Regions from separate parts of the Homo sapiens genome. Here all the other regions are linked to region 5. A link is a loop called in an ENCODE intact Hi-C map of the cell type or tissue named here. Cell type or tissue: dorsolateral prefrontal cortex. All regions are shown on one strand.

What was found. Hi-C counts contacts between places; a loop is a spot of excess contacts. Peaks named below come from ENCODE experiments on the same cell type or tissue, not always from the same donor. Only the 100,000 strongest peaks of a DNase experiment are listed, where the experiment ranks them.
Region 1: it touches region 5 in a loop (9-fold over the local background); 21 of 110 quality-filtered maps call a loop at or near these places.
Region 2: a loop joins it to region 5, with 3 times the contacts of the local background. A loop is called at or near these places in 9 of 110 quality-filtered maps.
Region 3: it touches region 5 in a loop (4-fold over the local background); 5 of 110 quality-filtered maps call a loop at or near these places.
Region 4: a loop joins it to region 5, with 6 times the contacts of the local background. A loop is called at or near these places in 23 of 110 quality-filtered maps.

What each region holds. Positions count from the first base shown.
Region 1 is chr4:112,940,008-112,945,007 of GRCh38, reverse strand. It overlaps a transcript of ANK2 not described here. Among named protein-coding and RNA genes, the nearest start is that of ANK2-AS1, 100 kb to the left of the region's middle. In dorsolateral prefrontal cortex, CTCF peaks have their summits at 2,523 and 2,724; no DNase peak of the experiment used is centred here; H3K27ac peaks cover 4,275 bases.
Region 2 is chr4:112,851,374-112,856,373 of GRCh38, reverse strand. It overlaps a transcript of ANK2 not described here. Among named protein-coding and RNA genes, the nearest start is that of ANK2-AS1, 190 kb to the left of the region's middle. In dorsolateral prefrontal cortex, CTCF peaks have their summits at 1,065, 2,325 and 2,524 (motif pointing left); a DNase peak (open chromatin) is centred at 1,129; H3K4me3 peaks cover 1,443 bases; H3K27ac peaks cover 4,155 bases.
Region 3 is chr4:113,004,587-113,009,586 of GRCh38, reverse strand. It overlaps a transcript of ANK2 not described here. Among named protein-coding and RNA genes, the nearest start is that of ANK2-AS1, 38 kb to the left of the region's middle. In dorsolateral prefrontal cortex, a CTCF peak has its summit at 2,774; no DNase peak of the experiment used is centred here; H3K27ac peaks cover 3,501 bases.
Region 4 is chr4:112,640,448-112,645,447 of GRCh38, reverse strand. LARP7 (La ribonucleoprotein 7, transcriptional regulator) reads right to left here. Exons shown (of 13, transcript NM_016648.4): 2 at 577-780. The coding sequence starts at 778. Among named protein-coding and RNA genes, the nearest start is that of MIR367, 5.0 kb to the left of the region's middle. RefSeq lists a silencer at 1,642-1,743. In dorsolateral prefrontal cortex, no CTCF peak of the experiment used is centred here; no DNase peak of the experiment used is centred here.
Region 5 is chr4:113,092,434-113,097,433 of GRCh38, reverse strand. All of the region lies in intron 1 of ANK2 (ankyrin 2), which reads right to left. Among named protein-coding and RNA genes, the nearest start is that of MIR1243, 12 kb to the left of the region's middle. In dorsolateral prefrontal cortex, a CTCF peak has its summit at 2,487; no DNase peak of the experiment used is centred here; H3K4me3 peaks cover 477 bases; H3K27ac peaks cover 1,974 bases.

The DNA.
Region 1 (5,000 bases), 150 kb after region 5:
ATTCTAACTGATACACAGTTGCTTAAATATTTTGTAATAACTCATATAAATTCTTGCCTATCACACTCTTGGTCTAAGAAAGTCAACTGTCAATATGACACTGCCTTTTTCAGAAAGGTACTTTTTCCTAAAAGATAATCAACTCTCAGAGGGAGAGCTACCTGAATTAGATAATTTTCCTTAAAGGTAAGGTCAGTCCACTGATTAGCTCCCTCTCACATTCCCTCTTACATTCTCTACAAGTCATGTATTTATTCTGTTATCTGCCTCAGCTCTCTTCATTGCAAACAAGCTAATCTTTTCATTTTTTTTCTATGCTAAACTTTAACCCTGGAATCACATACCAATTATCATGTGCATACAACTAGCCTGCTCATCAAACCCTAGATATCCACCCATTTAGAGGTCCCAATGGGGAAGGGGGGTGGGACAGAGGAGAATATGGACATAAAAGACAAAATTAGGGTTAATAAGCTCCTAAACTCTTGGAGTTACGGATATCTTTTATGTACTGTAGCAATGATTACATGTATTCATTATTAATAGTAACTTCCTATTATCCTGATCACAAAGAAGTAAGCTGTTTACATTTTTAAAAATTCCTAATTAATGGATAGTTTAATTTACCCAAGTTAAAGAAAATATTGTGTTAGGCAGTTCTGTCAACTGCAAAATTCACTTCCTCTGCTTATTAACTGGAAATGAAAATACATGTACCATAGTCTGTGGATAAGATCATAGTGAACAAATAGACAAGAGAATGGTACAAAGCAGCTAATACAATATATCATTTATGACTTAGGAAAAAGCCATAATAAATGGATGCATGCCAGGCCCTCCTGGAACAATAAGTGAAAGGCTTGTCCAGTAAGGGGAAAGGATTTAATGCCTGATTGCTATGTGGATAACCTTTATACATGTGTTTTTTAGTCCTTGCTGGATATAAATATTAGTTCAATGGACTGAAAAATTCTGCAAAATAGACCTCAGGCTTCTGTAATTAAGGACCACCAAAAACCATCTCCATTTTGTTTAGTCTGAGGTCATCTAAATTACATCTGTCATACAAATTAAGTTTGCATCCATAAAGCTTGTTACTGAATACCAACTCTGCTTTCTTAATTAAAAATTATTAACAAGAGTGCCAGAAGATAAACTAAATTATATTCTCTCAAAGTAATCTCTTCCCACTACCCTTACCCTCTCCCCCAAATGTTTACAGCAAAACAAGGTAAAGGGGAAAGAAGAAAAACAATGTAGGCTCGATTTTACTATTATTTTTGTGAAACACTGTTAATCTTGACATTGTCATCTTGTATACACACTCACACACACATCTGTAGTAAAATATATAATAAAATTAGAAGCGTTAGAGCTAAACAGATCCTTAGATTTCTAATGCGACTGTTTTAAAGGTAAGGAGACAGAACCATACAGAAATTGAGTTTAGGACTGAAATCCAGACCTTATGACTTACAGTCAAGGCTTCCTCCGCTATCACACAACAGCCACAGAGAAAATTAACAGCAAAGAGATCAGTAACAGGAATCTGATTCTCCAACCACTCTAATTTTTTTCAGCAATTGTTCAATCTTCAGAGTAAATTGTTTATTGACACTGCCCATATTTGCAAGCAGTAGAAAGAAGGGATGGAGAGAGGCAGGGAGGGAGGGTAGAAAGGAGGAAAGAAAGAAGCAAAAGAACTTACAGTTTATTACAAGAGAGTTCTCACAGAGAATACACTTGCCTTTCAAGTTTTACATTTGAGACATTAGCATCTATGATGTAGGATAAGAAGAATTAGCTAACTGTTGAAGCCCCATCTCATTGCTTAAATCTGTTTTCAGAGTGAGAGGTTCATTACCATATTTAGACTCTGCCACGCCCCTGTTCACAAAAGTCTGGAGAAAGAAAAAGAAAGATTAAGGGCTGCAAAAATGGAGTGAGAGTGGAAGCAAGACCTTGTTCACCACAGCTTTCATATTCAGAGAAGAAGCAAGCGATTGATGGTTACCAAGTTTAATCATTTATATGTTGGGCAAGTAAAACTAAGTTCCATTTAGCACTTCTTCATGTTGATAATACTTTAGATTGCAGTTAGTTTAAAAGCTCCCCTCCCTCTAAAAAAGATATTGTTAGGACTAATTTATAGAGGAATTTTTTTTCTTAATATATTTTATGAAGAAAAAGGAATACAAAAAGATAAGGAAATAAATATAAGACTAAAGTCGATACAAATAAAACTTACTTATTTGCGAAATTATAAGAAAAGCATTTGATATGTGTACACACACAAACCCAACCATAAGGCATGCTAGATGTGCCACATATTCAGTTTCATTTCTCTTAGCTTTCATCTTTTTAATCCCAATAAATATTTCACATATGTCCTATATTATTGATGTAATTCCTTATATAGTATTGCTTTGGTCATTTATCCTCATTTTTCTCATAAGCGGCAGTACACTTTAGTAAGACTACCTGGGTTCAAATCCTGACCCACCCCTTGCTTGTTGTGAGTTTGCCCAGTTTTCTCATCTACAAAATGGGCATAATATCATTTAAAGATATAAAACATAAAACTAAATCACAAATACAAAGTGACTATTAATTGCTTTGAACATAAACTTAACTTTCATTCTCTCGACAAATATTGAGCACTGACTTGGAACAGGAAAAGCATTAGGCACAAGGAAACAAAAATCAGGAAGACAACACAGCGCCACTGAGTGGAGCTTTCAGCTTACTGGAAAAGACAACCCTCAAACAGATAATTAATTAATTGCAGTATCAGTTTGTGCTGCAAAGGAGAATGATAGGATCCTATCTATCCTTCTAAAATTTGGATAACAGAGCTTGGGAACTAAAGAATCCTAGAAGTAGATAATATATTTTTTAAATAACTCAGTTACAAAAGTAATGTTGATTATAGAAAATTAGGAAAATAAGGAAACAAAAGAAAACAAGTTTTATCAAACACACATAAAAATAAAACAACAATAATAGCTATCATTTGTGCCAGCTATTGTTCTAAGCATTTTATAAATATTATAAGTATTATTTTATTTAATCTTTATAACAACCTTATGAAGTAGGTCCTATTATGTTAACTTTTAAATGAAGAAACTGAGGCAAACAGCAAACTTCTGACAAAATTTTGATGTACAGCTTCCCAGTTTTTCCCCATGCATACATTAAAAAATATACACACGTAAATGTATATGTAATATGGTTTAAAAGATATATATGTACTATATATCAATATGTGTATAGATCATATAATTTTTATAAATATATCTTTATATATCCTTTTATATATCTTTATATATCCTTTTATATATATTTATATATATCTATATATTTATATATTTATATATTTACATTTACATATTTATATCCTTTTATATATCTTTATATATCCTTTTTATATAAAGATATATTTATAGAGATATATGTATATACTAAATATGTTTTTAATTATATATAGCTTCTATATATTTAGTATATATTTACATACCTTTATTTATATATCTATATATAAAGATATATTTATAAAAGATATATGTATATATACAAAAAATATATCTTTTTAACTAATTAGGTTCATATAGTTCATACTCTTTTTAATATGTATATTATATATAATATATTTAATATATAACTTTTTATATGTAGTATATTTATATATCTTTTATAAATACATAAATTTATATATCTTTATATATATACCTATATATCTTTTCTGTATCTTTTATGAAAAGATATATAAATCTTTTTAACCGAATTAGGTTCATATAGTTAAATGTTCTTTTTTAATATCCTTTTTTAGGCAACAAAATAACATGAACATTTTCTCATATTAACTATTCTTCTACCCATATGATTTTAATAGAGTACAGTATAAAGGAAGAATATGAACATCTTAAAGGTGCATTTAGTAACTTTTATGCTAAAGTAGCCAAACTCTTCTCACAATTTTTCAGTGTGTTTTCTCAACTTTAAAAATGCCAGAATCTTATCAACAACCTCATGAGGAACTTGAAAGTATTTGTCCCTTTCTCCCATAGATGTTAAGTTTTTAATAGAAATGTGAGCATTAGCGGCTGTGATTCAGAACATAAATAAATCATACTCTTTGACACGAGAATCCCTGTTCGGCTGTGCTTTCATCAAGAGAAAATAGATGCCTCAGGAACAAATCAATGAGCTTTAAGCTGCCTCAACTAAAAATTATATTTTTTCATGCAAAAAAGAGTTTACAGATTTGCAATAGATTCCTTCACTTTGGGTCTTTTTGTTTAAAAATGTAAATACTGAGCTAGCATTGTAGTTATGGTTCAGAGGTTTGTATGCTAAATAAAATCCTACAGCAGTTATTCAACAGCATGATACTGATGGCTACTCTAATTTTCTACACAATGCCTCTGGCATTTGAGAGAGTCTGAAAAATGCTAATAACATCACTTCTCATTATAACCAAGTACAGCAGTGAAAGTGATCTCATGTCTGTAATTTTTTAAAAATAATTAGATCTTCTCTGTGTGTGTTCAGATAGAGCCAAATTTTTTAATGTCACTAGCTCCTTTTATTGTGTGTCCCTAGGTAGAATTTGTCCCACAAATGTTCTAAGTTAATTAGGTGATTTCTACAGTTCCTAGCACAGTTTTAGGCTTATAAGAGTATTTAAGAACGGCTTCTCAAATTAATACGTATCTGACTTTCCTTTACCATTTTCTTAATAGCAAAATTAAGAAATTAAGCCAAAATTGGCCTACTAGGCAAATAAATATTTGATATGAAAGTAAAATGCCTGTAATTGTGTTTTTCTTGTTTGCTGTAGTGATTGCAGCAAATTACTAAGGCAATGGAAACGCGAGATGACATGGTGGAAGTTTATGACCTAGTAAAACTGTCAACCAACATACTGGGAATCTGTGTGAATAATTTATATACAAATACAAATTTATTATAAAACTAACTTAAACAACTGACAAAGCTAA
Region 2 (5,000 bases), 240 kb after region 5:
ACCTGCAAAGAGTTGTAAGACATTGGGAACTATTGGTTTAAATAAAATTTATTTTATTAAAAGTATTCTTGAGGTGCGACTCCCTCTCCTGAATGTGCCTGCATTCCCCTTCCTCAAGCGTGTACTTTTGCTTTGCAATAAATTGCTGTACTTTCACGCTTAAAAAGTATCCTCAGGACTATTTAGCTTAACAAAAACAAGTTGTCTAAGGATGTAATTTCACTTAGAATACTAGACATAGTCAAAAGAAAATCAAACATCTAAATGACAGTCCAAAAATGTAAAGTCCTAAGATTTAATAATCTATTTCTATGTGGAGTCCAAATAGAAATGAGCAAGCCAAACAGAAGTCCAGAGATCATGAATTCACTCACCTCCTGGGCGGGCACCCACATCTAAACTTCACTCACCACTGCTCATGAAACATAAATTAAGTCCCAGAAATGGAATTATATGACACTCTTCTCATGTTTCTCCTAAGACCATTAAAATGACAGCAGGAACATAAAGACCAAAGGTGGGCAGCCCAAATCCAAAGGGGAGGACATTCCAGGTAACGCTGCCCCATCACATCAAGCCATATCCAGACATGGACTCTGGAGTGAGCCTGCCTGATTCTGAACACTGGCTCTGTCACTCTCCAGATGTGAGACCTTGGATAAGTCACTTAACCTTCCTGCACCTCTACTTTTGTCACCTAGAATAGTACTTAAGTCATAGCATTGTTAATACATGTAATGAACTTAGGACAATACCTGGCATATAGTAAATACTAGATACGTATTAGTTACTATCATTACAGGTATTTCTGCTATAACTTGATATATACATTCAGGGGGAAAAAGACTGTATTCTACAAAATTGTGCTCTAAAAATATAGGGCCAATTGAGGAGGTGCAGGGAAGAGAAATAAATTTACCTCTCAAAAACCTATGCAACCTGTTGTCAGTGTACTACCATAATCAATAGCTATAGATTAGGCTGCCCAGGCAGGCAATTTAGCATAACTGAAAGTTGTTTCAGCAGATGTGGACAACGAACAAAGACAATAGAGCAGAAGTGTTGGCAACACTTCAGTATGAGCAGACTGGTGGACAGTGAGAGATTACAGAAGAACACAGCTCTGGGCCAGCAGTGCTGCTGTCGAGGTGATCCCAGCAGGCAGTGCCACCCACCAGGAATCATAAACTGCACAAGGCCAGAGGTGAGTCCTTCTGTAAATACATAGCCCTAGCTCCAAGCATTTAATTGTCACAAAAACAACAAAAAATACTCCTATTAACAGTGCAATTTCTCTTTCCAAGGTCTACATCGAGAGAAAGAATATTAGGATGCTAATATTGCATTGTGTCATTGGAGCTTAATGTTTAGAAATAATAAACTAAACTGTTTTGTGGTCTGACTATATATGTCCTCAACTTAATTCTGTAACACCCAGTCAAAAGAAAAAAATACAAAGATTTAAATAACCCAAATTAAATCATACCACCCTCCCTCCCATTCTACTCCATTCCTCCCACACTGAGCTCTCTCTCTGGAACAGTGTTTCTCCCATTCCCTTTCTTCACCCCAGCTCCCACCTCTGGACTACCAGTCCTCAGCCAAACCCTGAAACTACATATCCACTATGAACTCATTATAATGTTTTCCTCCTAAAGCCAATCTTCCTCCTGCAGTTCCAATGTTGGTCAATCATCTATCACACTCCCTTAAGCTAGAACCCTTAATGCCTTCTTAGCATACTACCTCTTCCTCATTCAGACAGCCATTTAGTCACTAAGTCATGTGGATTTAACCTCCTCTCATTCTCACAGTACCAGCCCTCATCTCTCACCTGGAGGCTACAATAGTCTCCCAGCTCATGTCCCTGCCTCCCTGCCACCATCCATACTACTATCAAAGTGATATCCCTAAAACAAGGCTATCATATCACCACAGCATGTCAGGCTTTCATTATCTGGCCTGCATTATCTTCAGTGTCCTCCTCTACCATGCACCTTAATCAAATTAAACCACTTAAAGTTCCTTAAACATGCCAGATTGTTTCGTCAATTTTTGGTCTTTCACTCACATATTTTCCTCCGAAAGATCCATCCTGTATTTCCAAGCCACACAACCTTCAATCCTATAATCTACACAATGTCCTTCCTAGTAACCACCTACCAAGTTTATAAGATTCTGTTTAGGAATCATTTCCTCTGTGCTTTCTTTACAAATCCACACTCCTCACCCCTTCTCTATAGAAGTGCCCACTTCTTCCCTTGGGTCCCCATTCCTCCTCATCTATAGTTCTATTATAGTCCCTGTAACGCACTATTGTCCTTATTTTCTTACAGGTACATCTCCCTATACTAGAATCTAGGCTTCCTGAGGACAGGAACTATAAATAAATCATTTCAATAACTCTTATGCCTAACATTATTCCTAGCATGTAGTTGGAGATTATTAAACGTTTGTTTATTGATTGAATGAATGACACTTATGTATGTTTAATGCATTTATTTCTACACCATCTTGTGGCCATTCCTAGAAACGGCATCCTCTCCACAATTCTCAAACCTTGTGAATTAAGAAACATTTCCAATTTCTCCTAGATTTCCCCCATTCTTAACTGTCCAAAATATTTGTAAAAATGGAAGACTCAACTGGTTAGCTAATTTATAATACTTAGCTAATTTTTTAATAACTGAAATTTAAGAACAATAAAGCTTAGGAAATGAACCTTTCTCAAGTTGTTCTGTATCTACTTAAAGGAAACAATTCTGTGGATATAGGTAAGACAAGATCTTTTTTTAAAAGAATTTCTTTAAGGAAACTTCCTTTTATACATATCAGAGACAAATAGGAGTCATTATAAATCAAGAGCATTTTAGGCTGAGCGTGGTGACTCACACTTGTAATCACAGAACTTTGGAAGGCCAAGGCAGGAGGATTGCTTTGAGCCCAAAAGCTCAAGACAAGCCTGGCATCATAGCAGGACCTCATCTCTACAAATTAAAAAAAAAAAGGCCGGGCATGGTGGCTCACGCCTGCAATCCCAGCACTTTGGGAGGCCGAGGTGGGCGGATCAAGAGGTCAGGAGATCGAGACCATCCTGGCCAACATAGTGAAACCCCATCTCTACTAAAAATACAAAAAATAGCCAGGTGTGGTAGTGCATGCCTGTAATCCCAGCTACTTGGGAGGCGGAGGCAGGAGAATCCCTTGAACCAGGGAGTTGGAGGTTGCAGTGAGCCGAGATCACGCCACAGCACTCTAGCCTGGCGAGAGAGCGAGACTTCGTCTCAAAAAAAAAAAAATTAGCCAGATGTGGTGGCACACATTTGCAGTTGAGGCTGTAGCGAGCCATGATCATGCTACTGCACTCCAGCCTGGGCAACAGAGTGAAACCCTGTCTCCAAAACAACAATAACAACAAATTTCCAACAAGGAAGGTCCACAAAGTGACTTTAAATATTACATGCACCCAAATGTTTTCTTTTAAAATCAATGAGCCTAGACGACGATCTGTCTTTTCTCCAAATTCCTGCTTCATTTCTTCTGATGCTTTCTTGATTGAGGCCATGTGTTATCTTGAGAACATTTTTTTCCTGTCAGTATTCCATTCCAATACTCTCACTTGGGATTCACCGAAGAAAAGGGTATTATTATCCAACAAGGAATGCATCAGAAGAATTTTAAATAGGATATGTGTAAACATCTGTTCATTTAAGAAAATTCTAAATTAGGAAACATAGAAGAAATGTTTGTTGTTTTTTAAGACTCGTATCTTCCCCTAGATATTTAACTTCAAACATATTAAATAATTCATACTATCCTAAGATTCTCTATTGATCAAGTCATACAATTTACTAATTATTTCCTATGTGTTTAGCCTATACTAGAAATGTTGGGAAAGGGTGGACAGACATAAAATGTATAAGAATTCCTTCAAAATAAGTTGGAAAGAGATTTTTTAAAAGAAACATAAGCAATTTGATAACAACCAAGTTCCTAATTTTAAATACTGACTTTTAAGTACAATCTCAGAGGTGTGATCTAGAGTACACAGAGAGCCATCTGGGTGGAAATTGAGTTAGAAGATGAAGAATATGAAGAGTCAAGGGTTTGCTTTTCAGGCAAAAAGGTCCACTGGGCAAAGGTGCATATAGGAATGAGCATGGTGTGTTCCAAAACCATCATCTTTTCTAAAGTTCTGTTACATGTTGGAGAATGTTGTAAAAAGGATAATACGTATTAGAGCAATAGAGGAAGACTTAAATTCCAGTTTCTATCTAGTCTAAGATACAACAGATTTATGAACAACCTTCTTCAGAAAGCAAACTAGAAGCAAAGGAAAACACTGACAGATTTGACAAACCTATTTAGGGTGCTTAGGCTTCATCATAGGTTTGTGACAGCACTGTTGAAGAAGGGACAAGTAAAAGAAGTATTTTAAAGAAAAGTAATTGTGGCCAGGTGCGGTGGCTCAGGCCTGTAATCCCAACACTTTGGGAGGCCAAGGCAGGTGGATCACGAGGTCAGCAGTTCGAGATCACCCTAACCAACACGGTGAAACCTCGTCTCTACTAAAAATACAAAAATTAGCCAGGTGTGGTGGCATGCACCTGTAGTGCCAGCTACTCGGGAGGCTGAGGCAGGAGAATCACTTGAACCTGGGGGGTGGAAGTTGCAATGAGCTGAGACCATGCCATTGCACTCTAGCCTGGGTGACAGAGCAAGACTCCATCTCAAAAAAAAAAAAGAAAAAGAAAAGTAATTGTACTTTAATATTCGACTCTATGGCACATGAGGGAAGGTGAATCAAAACTGACACAAAGTTCTAGCGAAACCTAGCAAGTGGAGAAGAAAGTAGCTTTGAGGAGAATGTGATGAGAGTGGACTTGAGGTGATGGTGGGATATTTGGGAAGATAGCCACAGAAGGTATGGGAGAAATGCTCTTCTCACTCCCAAAGTTTCCTCCATGTGGAGGGATGTCCAGAAGTGTCACTACCTTGGT
Region 3 (5,000 bases), 88 kb after region 5:
GATAAACATGTTTTTAAAAGGCAGGTTAGTTACATTTATGAAAAATCTTCTCGATGTATTTTTCTCCAATCTCCAGACATATTTCAGGGCTCTAAATTTCCTGGTGTTTACAGGTTTTTTGCATACTCTATTTTGTACTTAATGTATGTTTTCAGATTAACAATTGGACCCATTGCCATAAATTTAAAAGTATTTCAACTAAAAAGGTATGGAGAATGAGAAAATATATAGAGAACACATAAAATTTTAAAATAGTGAATATATATTTAAAACAGTTTTCAAAACTTTAAGGCACTCTGTAGTTTTCAGAATATATTTAAACTAAAGAACAGCAAGGATTTGCCATCATTTTGAGGAATCTACTTAATACCACATCCATCTCACTTAGTTCTTGCTCTGATTTCAACAGCATCCTGAAACAAGCAGCTCAAAAAACAAAAACCTAAACAGAACAGTGTTCTCCTTTGTCTGCATGTTTATAATTTAAAACCTTTGATTCAAGAATGGTGGAAGAACCAGTTCCCAACAGCCTTCCACGTATACTTCTGTGGATAGGTGTGTTGTACTGTAACTTAAAACATGCTGTTTAGGACAAATTAAATTCTTTCTCTGAGGCCCCACGAGTGAAGCAGCTGATCAGCAGCTGCAAGATTTTTTGCTTTATCTCCCTGCTTTTCTTTGTTAGCTGTGGTCACTGAGCCCTTTTCCCCAATGAACAGGCTGAGTCTGTGGGACAGCTGGACTGGACTGCTCCTATCCACCACCTAGACACAGAATATAGAATCACAGCCTCATCTGCCTACCATCAGCAAGGATTGTGCTTACTTTCAGTAATGGAGTGTCTGGGCTATTAAATAATAAAATATCCCACTAATGATACAAAATGGAAAATGACCATTTCCCCCCTGTGTCCTCCAAATAGAATTTGGATACATTTATATATTACCTTTCTGCAGAAGAATCATCTCACTTTTTAATTCACATATGACACCACATACCAAAGGCTTATTTTAGGAACTCCAGCTTTGCACCAAACATAAGTTAAACTGAAATTCTTATATCATTTATCATGTGTTAATTTCATGTAAGTAAATTTCAAAATTTGAGCCTATTGGCTTATAACCAGGGGTCACAAATATTCTTCCAAATAGGAGAATTAAATTGCCTGTGGAAAACCTCCAGTGTGAACTAAAACTAAAATAACATTTCTATTGGCATATCAGAATTCTAGGGCTACACTTGCAAAAGCAAACAGATGGTAATCATGTGAGGCTTTTCTCTAACTACAAATGCAAGTCTTATGTACAATAAACTCCACTCAACTGCCTTTAAAAGCTAATAAAGTGTAGCACACAAAGCTTTATATAATGTTTACAGTCCTATGCAGTTGGGAAATCCTGAAACTATAACCCTAGTTTATTTCCATTAAAAATGTAATTCAAAAGGAAAGACTCATTCAGTTAAAAAAAAAAAAAAAGGAAAAGCTTAATAAGTTAATGGTGTAGGTACCACTTTTTCCAGGTAAAACTACTGTAAAATGTAAGAATTAACACACTACAGGATGATGGCTCCAAGGAGAAAAGTGTATGCTGTTGTGGCAAGATTTCAGAGGAGGTGAACTGGAATGCTTGAGTTCACTAGTTTGGAGTTACACAGTAATCAGGAACAGAACTATGCAATTTATGTATATTGCATCTTTTTGCTGCCATATCTCTACCACAATACAATATGGTTTCATATTGAGTTTGCAGTCCACTCCAATACTAGCTTTTGTTAAGACTAGTCAAGTGCAAGTAGTGAGAAGGCTAATACGTGTTTTAATTTTAGTTATGCCTGTGCTTGTATAACATGGCTTATTTATTCACTTTTATTTGCTTCTGTTTTTAAGTCTTAATTGTAGTTTAAGGTACAAATTTCCTTATCATCAATAAATTCTGTATGTATATTCACTGTTTAGCAATCGAAGTCTTAAATTTAATGTGATGTGGTTGTAAGTCATATTTTCTGACATCAAAGTCTTTCAAGAGCCCTTTCTCTTCTGTAAGTAATAGTTTTCTTCTGAGATGGGGAGAATAAAACACTTTCTAAGAAGCACACGGGAAAAAAACATACTCTGATGCCCTAAGAACATCGTATTTGGGTATCCTGTAATGGAACTGCTGATTATATACAGTTTCTGAGTGTAGTTGTCATCAGGCAAGGATAAATCTTTGGGTGCTCTGTGACCAGAACCACACTTAGCCACCTGCTTCTCCAGGATAGCACAGCCTGTGGCCATATGTGTGAAAACGCCATTCTGAAAAGCTGAAAGCTTACTCTTTTCCCCAGAGGACAAGATGAAGGTCAAAATATTTATACTAACCGCTGCACAAAATACTCAAATCGGGCAGCTTCATGTATTACATATTTTATCCATTTTTATTATAAGTTAAAATAAGTAAATAACATTTGAGCAAAGTATGTACCCAAAAAGAAATAACTGATTTTTTAAAAAATATATCACTGTTTTGGAAAAGCAATGGATGGCATATCGATGATTTAAGACCATTTACTTTCTCAGGCTAAATAAAATGTTAGCTTTTTGGTTCCAAAATAGACGATAAGAAGAGTAACCATTTTCCTTGTTCTAATTTTTCTGCTAATTGTTAACAATTTTTAAAGTACAAAATTTTCAGAGAAATGTGTCAGTCAGGTTCATAATGGATTCATGACAAAGTCCTACATGTTTGAAACCAAATGTAAGGAGATATATTGCCCCACCATGAGGCAGGATAAGGAAAAGGGAAAAGATAACACTAGACCAAAAGATGCTGAAATGAAGATGCTTTTAAGCAAAAGTTGATTTAATTTTTAATTTAAAATTGTATTGATATTTCTAAGTACATTAACCCAGTTACAAATAAATCTGTGAATTAAATAATATGTAAAATTGCTGGATCAAAGAATATGTATATTTGTAACTTCAATAGATATTGCCAAATTGCCCTGTAGAAATCCTGTGCCCATTTATACTCTTATCAACAGTCTATAAGAAAAGATTGTTTCTCCACATTTTCTAACAAAAATTATTACCAAGACTTCTTATGTTTGCTAATCTGAAGGATAAATAATGAGAGCTCAATGTATTTAAACTTGTCCTGCTCTTGTGAGTGAAGTTGTACCTCCTTTCACATGTTGAAGAGGCACTTATATTTCCTTTTCCACTATCTTCTCATCTCTTTTACTTATTTTTATTGGCTCATCAGTCTTTGCCTTATTGAATGTGGGAGCTTTTCCCTCCTTTTATTGATATATAATAATTTATGTATTTATGAGGTAGATGTGTTTGTAACATATGTTGAATGTGTAATGACCAAGTCAGGTTGTTTGGGCTATCCGTCTTCTCAACTGTTTATCATTTTTATGTGTTGTATGATTTCAAGTCCTTTCTTCTAGTTACTTTGAAATATGCAGAATATTGTTGTGAAGAATAGTCTCCCTATGTGTTAGTCCATTCTGTGTTGCTATAAAGGAATACCTGAGAATGGTAATTTATAAAGGAAAAAAGGTTTATTTAGCTCACAGTTGTTCTGCAGGCTGTACGCAAGGCATGGTGCTGGCATCTGCTTCTGGTGAGGGCCTCAGGAAGCTTACAATCATAGTGGAAAGTGAAGGGGAGCCAGCATGTCATGTAGCGAAAGAGGGAGCAAGAGGGAAGAGGAGGAGGTGCCAGGCACTTTTAAACAACCAGATCTTGCATGAACTCATAAAGTGAGAACTCACTCATTACTGTGAAGACAGCACCAAGACATTCATGAGAGATCCACCACCACGACCCAAATGCCTCCCACTAGGCCCACCTCCAACACTGCAGATCACATTTCAATATGTGATTTGGAGGCGGCATACATTCAAATCATATTACCCTAGTCTACTATCAAACGTTAAAATGTATTTCTTCTATCTAACTGTATGTTTGTACCCATAACCAATCTCTCTTCATCCTCTCTCCTTCCTACCCACCCCTCACAGTCTCTGGTATCTATTATTCTATTCTCTATGTCCATGAGAGCGACTGTTTTAGCTCGTACATATGAGTGAGGACACGTGGTATTTGCCTTTTTGTGCCTGACTTATTTCACTTAACCTAATGACCTCCAGTTCTGTCCATGCTGCAGCAAATAGCAAATCCTCTTTTTATGGCTGAGTAGTATTCTATTGATTATATATATCACATTTTCTTTATCCATTCTTTCCTTGATGGGCACTTAGGTTGATTCCAAATCTTTGCTATTGTGAATAGTGCTGTGATAAATATGCAGTGTGGGTACCCCTTTGGTATACTGATTTTTTTTTCCTTTGGATACATACCTAATGGTGGAATTGCTGGGTCATAGAGTAGTTCTATTTTTAGGTTTTTGAGAAATGCAAGCTTTTTATAAATTAGGTAAATTAGCCCTGTCTATGATACAAGTTGCAAATATTTCTCCCTGATTTCTTATTTCTTAAATTTATTTATGTTGATCTTTGCATGATGCAGAAACTCTTGATTCATATGTAGTTGAATTCATCAGTCTTCTTTCTTATGGCTTATTGTTTTCATGTCTTAGTTAAAAAGCATTTACTCACTTCAAGGTTATAAAAAGATTCTCTTACGGCTTATTAAAATACAGTCATGCGCCACGTGATGACATTTCAGTCAATGATGGACACTATATATGGCAGCAGTCTTAAAGGTTATAATGGAGCTGAAAAATTCCTATCACCTCGTGATGTCACAGCTGTCCATTATGTCACAGCACAGCACATTACTCATGTGTTTGTGGTGATGCTGATGTAGACAAACCTGCACTGCCAGTTGTATGAAATAATAGCATATACAATTAGGTACAGTATATAAAACTTGATAATAAACTACTATGTAACTGGTTTATGTATTTACTATACCATACTTTTTATTCTTATTTTAGAGTATTCCCCATCACTTATAGAAAAAGAAGTTAACTGTAAAATAGCTTCAG
Region 4 (5,000 bases), 450 kb after region 5:
TTACACATGATGAATGGTTATTGAAGCAATTAAATCCCAAAATACTTAAAAGCTTTGATTTGAAATTGCTTATTTAATATAGCCTAAACTGTTACCAACAGTCTTTATTTAGAAGATTGTCATTCACTAAATAAAAATTAGAACAGATTACACGGAACACACTTACAGAAACGAATATACACATTATAGAATATACTATTTTAGGCTGGGTGTAGTGGCTCACGCCTGTAATCCCAGCATTTTGGGAGGCTGAGGTGGGCAGATCACAAGGTCAGGAGTTCGAGACCAGCCTGGCCAACACAGTAAAATCCCATCTCTACTGAAAATACAAAAATTAGCCGGGCATGGTGGTGCTTGCCTGTAGTCCCACCTACTCGGGAGGCTGAGGCAGGAGAATCACTTGAACCCAGGAGGCAGAGGTTGCAATGAGCTGAGATCATGCCACTGCACTCCAGCCTGGGCAACAGAGCAAGACTCCAACTCAAAAAAAAAAAAAAAAAAAGAATATATTATTTTATAAGTAAATTTAAAGGCAACCATATCTAAAAATTGGTTCCTTTACTGAAGCAAACTTACATCCATCTCTAGATTTTTCTATCTGTTCTCGAAGAAATCTATCCTTGTGAAGATTTGCATCCCCAAACCAGAAGTCCACTTGCTTAGCAATATCTGCAAGCACCTGTTTAACTCGTGACCGTTTCTTTTTTTCAACTTCTTTTTTCTTTTCAGTGCTTTCTTCTTCCATTACCTTTTCCTGATTTCCACTTTCAGTTTCCATTCCTGTGAATTACAAGAAAAAGATGTAAATATTTAAATCACCACAATAGCTAATATAGTTAAATATTTAGATTAGCCTTTAACTGTCTGAGAGAATAATGGACTCACATTTGGCCATCAGAAGACAAACAGAAAGAACATTCATTTTTATATTTAATAAATTAAATTTAAAAATAATTTACCTTCTATGTTAGGGATCATAGCTTTAGTTTCTTTGTACCTTTTAAAACACAGGGCCAGATTATCCTAGAATAATATAAAAAATTACACCTTTATCTCACTAAGCTGCACTTTTAAGTCAGTAAGTGAAAAGTGTAAGATTAAGGGACGTGGACACTCTCCATCGCAACACCCCCTCCTCTCCATCGCAACACCCCCCCGCCCCCGCCCCACCCCAGAGAAGTTGTATTCGCTTTTTTTTTTTTTCTTGGAGACAGTTTCCCTTTTGTTGTGCAGGCTGGAGTGCAGTGGCGTGAACTTGGCTGACTGCAACCTCCATCTCCCGGGTTCAAGCAATTCTCCTGCCTCAGTCTCCCAAGTAGCTGGGACTACAGGCACATGCCATCATGCCCGGCTAATTTTTGTATTTGTAGTAGGAGACGGGGTTTCACCATGTTTGCCAGGTTTGTCTTGAATTGCTGTCCTGGTGATCTGCCCGCCTCCGCCTCCCAAAGTGCTAGGATTACAGACATGAGCCGCCGCGCCTGGCAATTTTGATTTTTAAAATGTTAATTTCTGCTTTCTAGGGGCAGAATTCAACTGGTAAGCTGTAGAAATCAGCCTCTTCTCTCTTCTCTTTCTTCTTCTCTTCTCTTTTCTTTGAGGCAGTCTTCCTCTGTTGCCCAGGCTGGAGTGCAGTGGCATGATCTCAGCTTACTGCAAGCTCTGCCTCCTGGGTTCAAGCGATTCTCCCTGCCTCAGCCTCCCAAGTAGCTGGGAATACAGGCACCACTGCCAATCACACCCGGCTAATTTTTGTATTTTTAGTAGAGACAGAGTTTCACCATGTTGGCCAGGCTGGTCTCGAACTCCTGACCTCAGGTGATTCGCCAGCCTCAGCCTCCCAAAGTGCTGGGATTATAGGTGTGAGCCACCGCGCCCAGCCATAAATCAGCCTTTTCAAGTGGCCTTCTCATCCCAGTGTTTATTTCTTGGGCAGCAATTTCTAACCCCCTCCTTCCTCAAGTTACTTTCAGTATCTCTTCCCCTTTGCTTTGTCAGCTCCAGCCATACAGTCCTTGCACTTCTTGAAGCTCACCCAGCAATGTCTAACGGGGTCTTTTAAACCTGTTCTCTTTGAAACACATATCCCCAGAGATAACACAGCTTGCTCTCCTACTTCAAGTGTTTATTTAAATGTCACCTCAGTGCGGTCCCCTCCCACAATCATATTTAATAATGCAAATTTCTGGATACATACACAGTAACTCCCCTGCCTTATTTTTGTTCATAGCATTTATCATCTTCTAACATTACTATCACCACTATGCAATTTATTTCTTTGTTGTTTATCCTTCCTAGATGGTAAGATCAATGAAATCAGAGATTTTTGTTTGTTTACTGATATATTGTCAGTCCCTGCCATACAGTCACTTAAAAATGTGTTGAATAAATTGTGCCTCGATTTTGTTGAATGAATTGAATCACTAGTGGTATAGGAGCAAAGGATTAATATCAGGCCTGGGATAATACAGGCTGCTTGAGAATAACCTCAGTCTCCTATAATACAGTCTTCTTGGAAACTGGAGAGACTAATGGGGGTGTTGTATCTGTTTCCCATGTTGCACCTGGTTTGGAGCAGCTATTAGATGGCATGGAGGCCTTATGCCTACGTGACCAGAACAACAGATTGATAGGCAAAAGAGGTTAAAGCTTTCACGTGTCAAAGTGTCCTAAATACACCATGGTCCTTATCTAGGGAAGGCATACATGCCTGTTGTGGGTAAATGGGAGAAAAAAGTAGTGAATTTGGGTAATTGCTAGATATGGGTAAATGGCTTGGTGGCCTCTGGTGGGATGAAGAAGCTGCATCTACCCTATCTTTTGCCTTGACTCTTCTTTGGTAAGCAGTATTTGCATCTCTTGAGTCTGACTGCTGGTTAGAATCTCTAACTGCTACAGTGATGCTGCTGATAGTAACAGAAATAGATAATGTGTTTCAAAGTGATATCCAGTAAGAGGGTACAAAGCCCTTAATGCATTTCACCTCAAATCTCCAACTAAACATGCATTCTCATCAAACTCAACAGAAGTACATTTTGGCATTTTAGGTTTCAGTAGATCAATCAAGTACCAATTTTGAAATTTTACAAGTAATGATATATTTAGGTGATGCTAGCTTAAGACATAAAACACAACTATAGGTCAGAATTAATAATAGAAAAACAATGAGGTGTCATTGAGTACCACACAACCATGTTCTTCACCTCATGCTCTTACTTCAACCCATCCTGTCAGGTTTTCCTCATCACCATTCTAGAGAAACTGCAAACAAGCTCCTCAATGTGCTCCACTGTCTACTTGACCTCTCAGCAGCAAATGCAGTTGGTAACTCCCTCCTTGAAAATATTTTCTTCATATAGCTTCCAAACGAGTCTTCTTCCTTTTCAATTCCCTTTTGCAATCTCAGTTTCTCAATTTCCTTTCACCCTACCTCTCCCACTGTGCCCTACACCTTTACATGATGCCTAAATTGGACTCAGTCCTGGGCTTCCTTCTCATTTACACACTCATTCTTTCTGAGGATCCTGGCTTTAAGCTCATTGGCTTTATGCTGATGCTTTACAAATCTATCTTCTCCCATTAGCTCCCCATTCCAATATTCAACTGTCCACCTGACACCTCCACTAGTTTATCTAAAGGATATCTCAAAATTAACATGGTGAAAATAGGACTCTCTAGTGCTAACAATCCCCTCCCACCAATTTTCCCTATCTCAGAAACACCAATTACAAAATTGCTGAAAAGGCAAAAGCCTTAAAATCATTCTTAATTTCCCTTTTCCTTACACCTCATGGTCAACTCATCAGTATTTCTGTTAGCTCTAACTTTAAAATATATCCCAAATATGAATAATTCTCATTTCCTCCATCATAAGCACCTGGTCCAAGCTACTACTGCGTTGTCTGAACAACTACAAGAACTTTATTACTAGTCTGCCTGCTTCTAATCTTCTTCCCTTATAATCGATTCTCCAGATAGAATTACCATTTAAATATGTAAATCAGATCATGCCAATTCCTTACACAAACTCCTCCAAAGGTTTCTTTTTTTTTTTTTCCCTGAGACGGAGTCTCACTCTGTCACCCAGGCTGGAGTGCAGTGGCGCGATCTCGGCTCACTGCAACCTCCCCCTCTGGGTTCAAGAGATTCTCCTGCCTTAACTCCCAAGTAGCTGGGACTATAGGCATGTGCCACCACGCCTGGCTAATTTTTTTTTGTATTTTTAGTAGAGACGGGGTTTCATCATGTTGGCCACCTGACCTCAGGTGATCTGCCTGCCTTGGCCTCCCGAAGTGCTAGGATTACAGGTGTGAGCCACCGCGCCCAGCTCAGAGGTTTCTTATCACACTCAAAATAAAGTCCAAAAACCTTACTGTGGTTGACTGGATCTTAAATAATCTGGCCTGGGGATCTCTCTAATTTCATCTATCACAATTCTTGCCAACAGGCTCAGTCCAAACATAACAACCATCTTTTCGTTCTTTAAACATGCTAAAGCCATTCCCACTTCAGGGCCTTTGCCCTTGTTGCTCCCTTTACCTTCCTTACCGTATCTGTATGAATTACTTCCTTGTTCACTTAGGTCTCTGCAAATGTCACTTCTTAGAGAGACTTACCTCTTTCCGCTCAATCTAAAATATTCCCTCCCTGCTGACCTTAACTCCGTCCACTGCCTCAGTCACTATTTTTTATTCTTGTATCTTGTTGTCACTACCTGGAATTATAACTTTATTTTTTATTTTTAATTATTTATTGAGATGGAGTCTGTTGTGCAGCCTGGACTGCAGTGGCACAATCTTGGCTCACTACAACTTCTGCCTCACAGGTTCAAGTGATTCTCCTGCCTCAGCCTCCTAAGTAGCTGGGATTACAGGCAGCTGTCACCACACCCTGCTAATTTTTGTTTTCAGTAGAGATGCGGTTTCATCATTTTGGCCAGGCTGGTCTCAAACTCCTGACCTCAAGTGATCTGCCCATTTGGGCCTCTCAAAGTGCTGAGA
Region 5 (5,000 bases):
TTAGACAATAGCTCAACGCAGCCAAATCTACCTTACAGAGTATAAGCTAGGACTCACTCAGAGAAAAGGAATTATGTTGCTGAGTGACCTGAAGACAACCATAACCAATCTGAATGAGTTCTATTAACTTAACTCTAGCACAGAGATCTATCAGAAAAAAAGAAATCAGCTATACCTTTTTGTGGGAATAATTTAGGGGAGTGAATACTTGTCATGAAAGCACACCATCTGGCACAACTGGTGCAAAGGTCACATCATATAGACTATTCCAGCATATGAGAGAGAGAGAGTATGAGTGACTCACTTTAAGAAAATCTAATGATATAAAAAAGGAAAAGTGACACTGGACAACTCTGTAAATGACAGACATCCTAGCCCAAATCTGGAATTGAAGGAGTGATAATATTTGCCACAGAAAGGTCCAAATAAAATAGCCCTTGATGGCTTTGGAAGCAATTAATATTGCTTTTGCCCAAGGCATATGGTACTTTACAATGAAGCAAAGTATAATGGAGTAGGTCTTAGCTTGAATTTAAGCCCAGACTTAGACAAATTGTGTGGACTGGTAGAATGAGTCTTCCAGAGACCTACTTGCATAAGTATTGTGGCAAAATCGACTTACTGGGTTTTTTTCTATGTTTCTACATACAGCATTGAAGGCTTATTCTTCAATAGATGGTCTCCCTTCTTGCTTTGATAAAATAATAATGATAACAACAATAATAATAATAGTAATAGTTGGGCACATGGCTGCATATGTGCTCCTGCAGCATACATTTCCTAGTCTCATCTAAAGCAAAGTATGGTCATGTAACTATGTGATGACCAATAGAATTTTTTTAAAAAGAGTTATTTGCAGCTTTGGAAGTGGCCTTAAAGATAAAGCATAAATACTGCTATCCACTTTTTGTGATTCTGCTGGACATGATGGTTACAGCTTGAACCATCAGCTCAGGCTGTGAGGTGGAAGCCTCATGGTAAGGATGGCAGAGAAGCAAGATAGAAGGACCCTGGATTCCTGAGCCCATGGAGCGCCTTACCAGCCCCAGGTTACCAACGTCTGGATTTATTTTATGTGGGAGAGAAATGAACTACTATCTTATTTAAGTCACTGTGATTTTGGGGTTTCATTGGTTCCAGTGATTAATCAGTTATTTAACAAATCAATTAATCCTGATTGATGAGGAGACTGGGAGACTTTTGTAAACAGCTCATTCAAACGGAAGATGGAGCAATTCATAAGGAGACCCATGCAGTGACAAGGTGTCCTTCATAAAATAGGAAAGGCTGGTTGCTGTCACAGGCACTGAACTCCTGGTCAGCTTCTGAGTGCTCCTTATATTTGAACCCTATAGGAAGAATCGGGATGAACTTTGTAAGACGCTGGAGCACAGCTACACTACTTTGGCAGCCCCTCATCAGAGCACCATGGGGAAGAAGGGTTCTAATCAGACAATATGCACCTTTGTATCCCAGTGGAGCCTGGTGATAGACCAGAGGGACATGGAATAAAGGAAAGATGTGCTCAGATTCCACATGGCAGCCAACGAAGTGGCTCACCAGACTCATTAGCACAGATGAGAGCCTGCAGTTAACTACTATAAACATGCATGGACAAAAACTGTAGGAAGACATAATATGAGCATGCACAGACAGTGAGATGTAGAGTACAAATGTATTTATACAAGAAACTAGTTCTCCTTTTCATATGATAAAGAATTCTATTTTTATAAAAGAATTATTATTATACTTATAAACAGAAAGGTATAAATCTGTTTCACTTATTGTAACCTAGATTCTCCCCCAATCCTCATAATCTAATTTGTGATTCTACATTTCCTCTACTGGGGATAACAATAGAATAATAGAAAGAAAGAATAAAGAGATAGGACATGCCAGAACATAGCAGTTCAAGATCTAAACATTTCTTGTCTTCGTGCCTGATACAAATCACAGGCACACTCTCAGGCACCTAAATTCATCATTAAAATGACTCCAAATCAAAAACGCATTTTATGTGTAACAATTTTTACTCATATAGGTACAGTTTTAGAGTTCTTGGAGTATATAACCAAATTAAAAGCTGTAAGAAGAAAAAGGCACAAAAGGAAAAAAGGTAAATAATAAAGATATATTCTGAAGCATCAACACAGTAGAAAAAAATGCAGCCTAAAAAAGTCTCTTCTAGAAAAAGAAAATCAATATAAACCTTGATGTTTCCTCTGTGAAAAATTCCTGAGTAATAACTGCAGTCAAGCATCACTCAGCATCAGAGCACTTCTTGCCACTGAGGAATCCCAACATTGGAAGAGGGTAGTTCTCACCTTCCATTTTTGAAGATCTAATGTTCTATTTCACCAGCCCCTGCCAATTAGACTGTGCCACAGCATCTTAGCTGATGTGCAAATTGCTCTTATCTTTTAAATTTCACCTGTTGCTTTGACTTTCCCAGTGATGCTATTCTTCAAAGACACCACTGGAGGCCAGTCATGCTACAGCATGCATTCCAGCCACACCCTAAATTTTTTAAAAAACAAGACAAAAACCATTAATTAGTTACAAAAACAATGCTTTGTGACTAAACACAAATGAATATACACAAATCTAACTTAATTTTTGAAATGCAACATAAAGTAAAATTTTTACTGGTGATGAAATCTGGTTCTGACATTCCAATAACTAAATATGTTTAGTAACTAAATGTGTTTTTTATCTTGATTGCAGTGATGGCTTTATGGTTTATACATAAGTCAGAATTTATCAAATTGTACCCCACACTAAATATGTACACTAAATATCTATGTCAATTACATCTTTTAAAAGCTGCTAACAAGAAGATAACTGTAATACACTGCAGCTTCAATGTTTATACACACACGCGCACACACATGCATGCACACACACACACACACACACGTGCTGCACCCTCTTTTCCATCACATAAATTCCTTCTGGTCCTCTTAGTGCTGGATGTATTGTTTTGAATCCATAATCAAATATCCCCTTCAGATAAGTATCAAAATTTGTATTTAAGAACATGGTTCCTTTGAGAACGTCTTTTTTCTAACGGCTGAAGTCTTTGTCTCAGAGATAGGTTGATAAGAAATGTCTTTATTTATTTATGAATCTGATGCTTAAGCATAACAGCACTCCTCAGTTTTTAAGAGATCACTTTATCTCTTTTTTAAAAAACATCACAAAGCACTTCAATGGGATATGATTTGCAGATATATTAAAATAAGCAGAAAAATTGCCTAATTTAATTTGCATTCACATCAACATCCGACTTAATTGAAATATTTATTCAATGTGTTGGCTGCATGTTCACTGGGAAGATTTATCATTAATAATTGAAAAAGAGAAACAAAAGCCACAGATTAAGGAAGGTCCAAGAAGTTCTATTCATTTATACAAGTTTCACAGTATACTCTACTCCAATATAAACACTGGCCAAGTTAATTATGAATTTGGGACAGATTTTCAAGCAAAGAAGAGTTACAATGAGCTCCTAACTCAAAGTTCTTGGTTATCATAGAGTTGATATTTTGGTACAGACTCTACTAACATAAAAGGGAAGCAACAAATTCCAGTGAATTATTTAATGGAGAGCAGAAAACAAGGGTAAAGTTACTGTCTTATTTGGTGAAGGTTTGTTGTGTGCCTGCAATGATTCAGGCATATATCACCTAGATGAACATATGACATAAAGAGGAGAGGAAAGCTGACTTTTATTTGAAGCTTTAATAAATGTGTTGGCATTATTGCGTAATAAACAGAGTTTCAAAAAGCAAATTAGCTGGGCGTGGTGGCTCACACCTGTAATCCCAACACTTTGGAAGGCCAAGGTAGGCAGATCACTTGAGGTCAGGAGTTCGAGATCAGCCTGGCCAACATGGTGAAACTCTGTCTCTACTAAAAATACCAAAAATTAGCCAGTCGTAATGGTGGATGCCTGGAGGCTGAGGCAGGAGGATCACCTGGGAGGCAGGGGTTGCAGTGAGGCGAGATTACACCACTGCACTCCAGCCTGGGTGACAGAGCAAGACTCCATCTCGAATAAATAAATAAATAAAATAAATATAAATACACAAAAAGGAACTACTTCTTATATAAATAATGGATTTGGGATTAGATATAGGAAATCAGGACATGTGTTTGCAGCTTAAACAGTAATTTAATAATCTGAAGGATTTACTGAAACTTCTACAAGTACCCAATATAATGTCACAGAACAGCAGTCACCTGAACACCCTATCACAAATTCTCATAGATTAAGACAATGTATGCATAATAATTGGTTACTGCCAGTTCTATAAATCTATATAACTGCACTATAAGCATGTTAAGGCATTTTATATTCTTATATAATATCCATGAAATCAAAAAAGTTAAATGTCAGGCTCAAGGTCAAAAGAATTGGGACTAGAGTTTAGTCTGTGTAATTCCCATTCCAGTGTTTTTTCCACTAGACTCTTTAACCCTTGGAAAATTTATCTCCTTCTAATTTTTTGATTTTTAAAAGCATATTTATATATCTGTGTAGTAGATTTTGAAAGAAATTTCTAATTCCACTTGTCATGTAATCAATAAGATTATATAGCGCACCAGAGAAATAACTAAAAGAACCATCACAAGCACATATTAATCACATACTATATGTGGACAATATTCTATATATTTTACACTCATTACCTCATTTAATCCTTATAATAATAGGAGGTAGGTATTATTAATATCCCTATTTTATAGGCAACTAAATGAAGATTACAGAATTAAGTTGCTCTAAATCAACATGTAGTAAGTAGCAAGAAATGGAGGAAACTAAAATACATAGAACATAGTAACTTATTCAAAGATGAATAGCTAATTCCCAGAGACTGGCAGAATCCAATCTATCTAACCCAATGCTTCTCAGACATTAGTGTGCATAGGAATAATCTGTTGATGTAAATATAAATTCCGCTTCCATAGGTCAAAGCTGGGGTCTGAGAGTCTGCTTT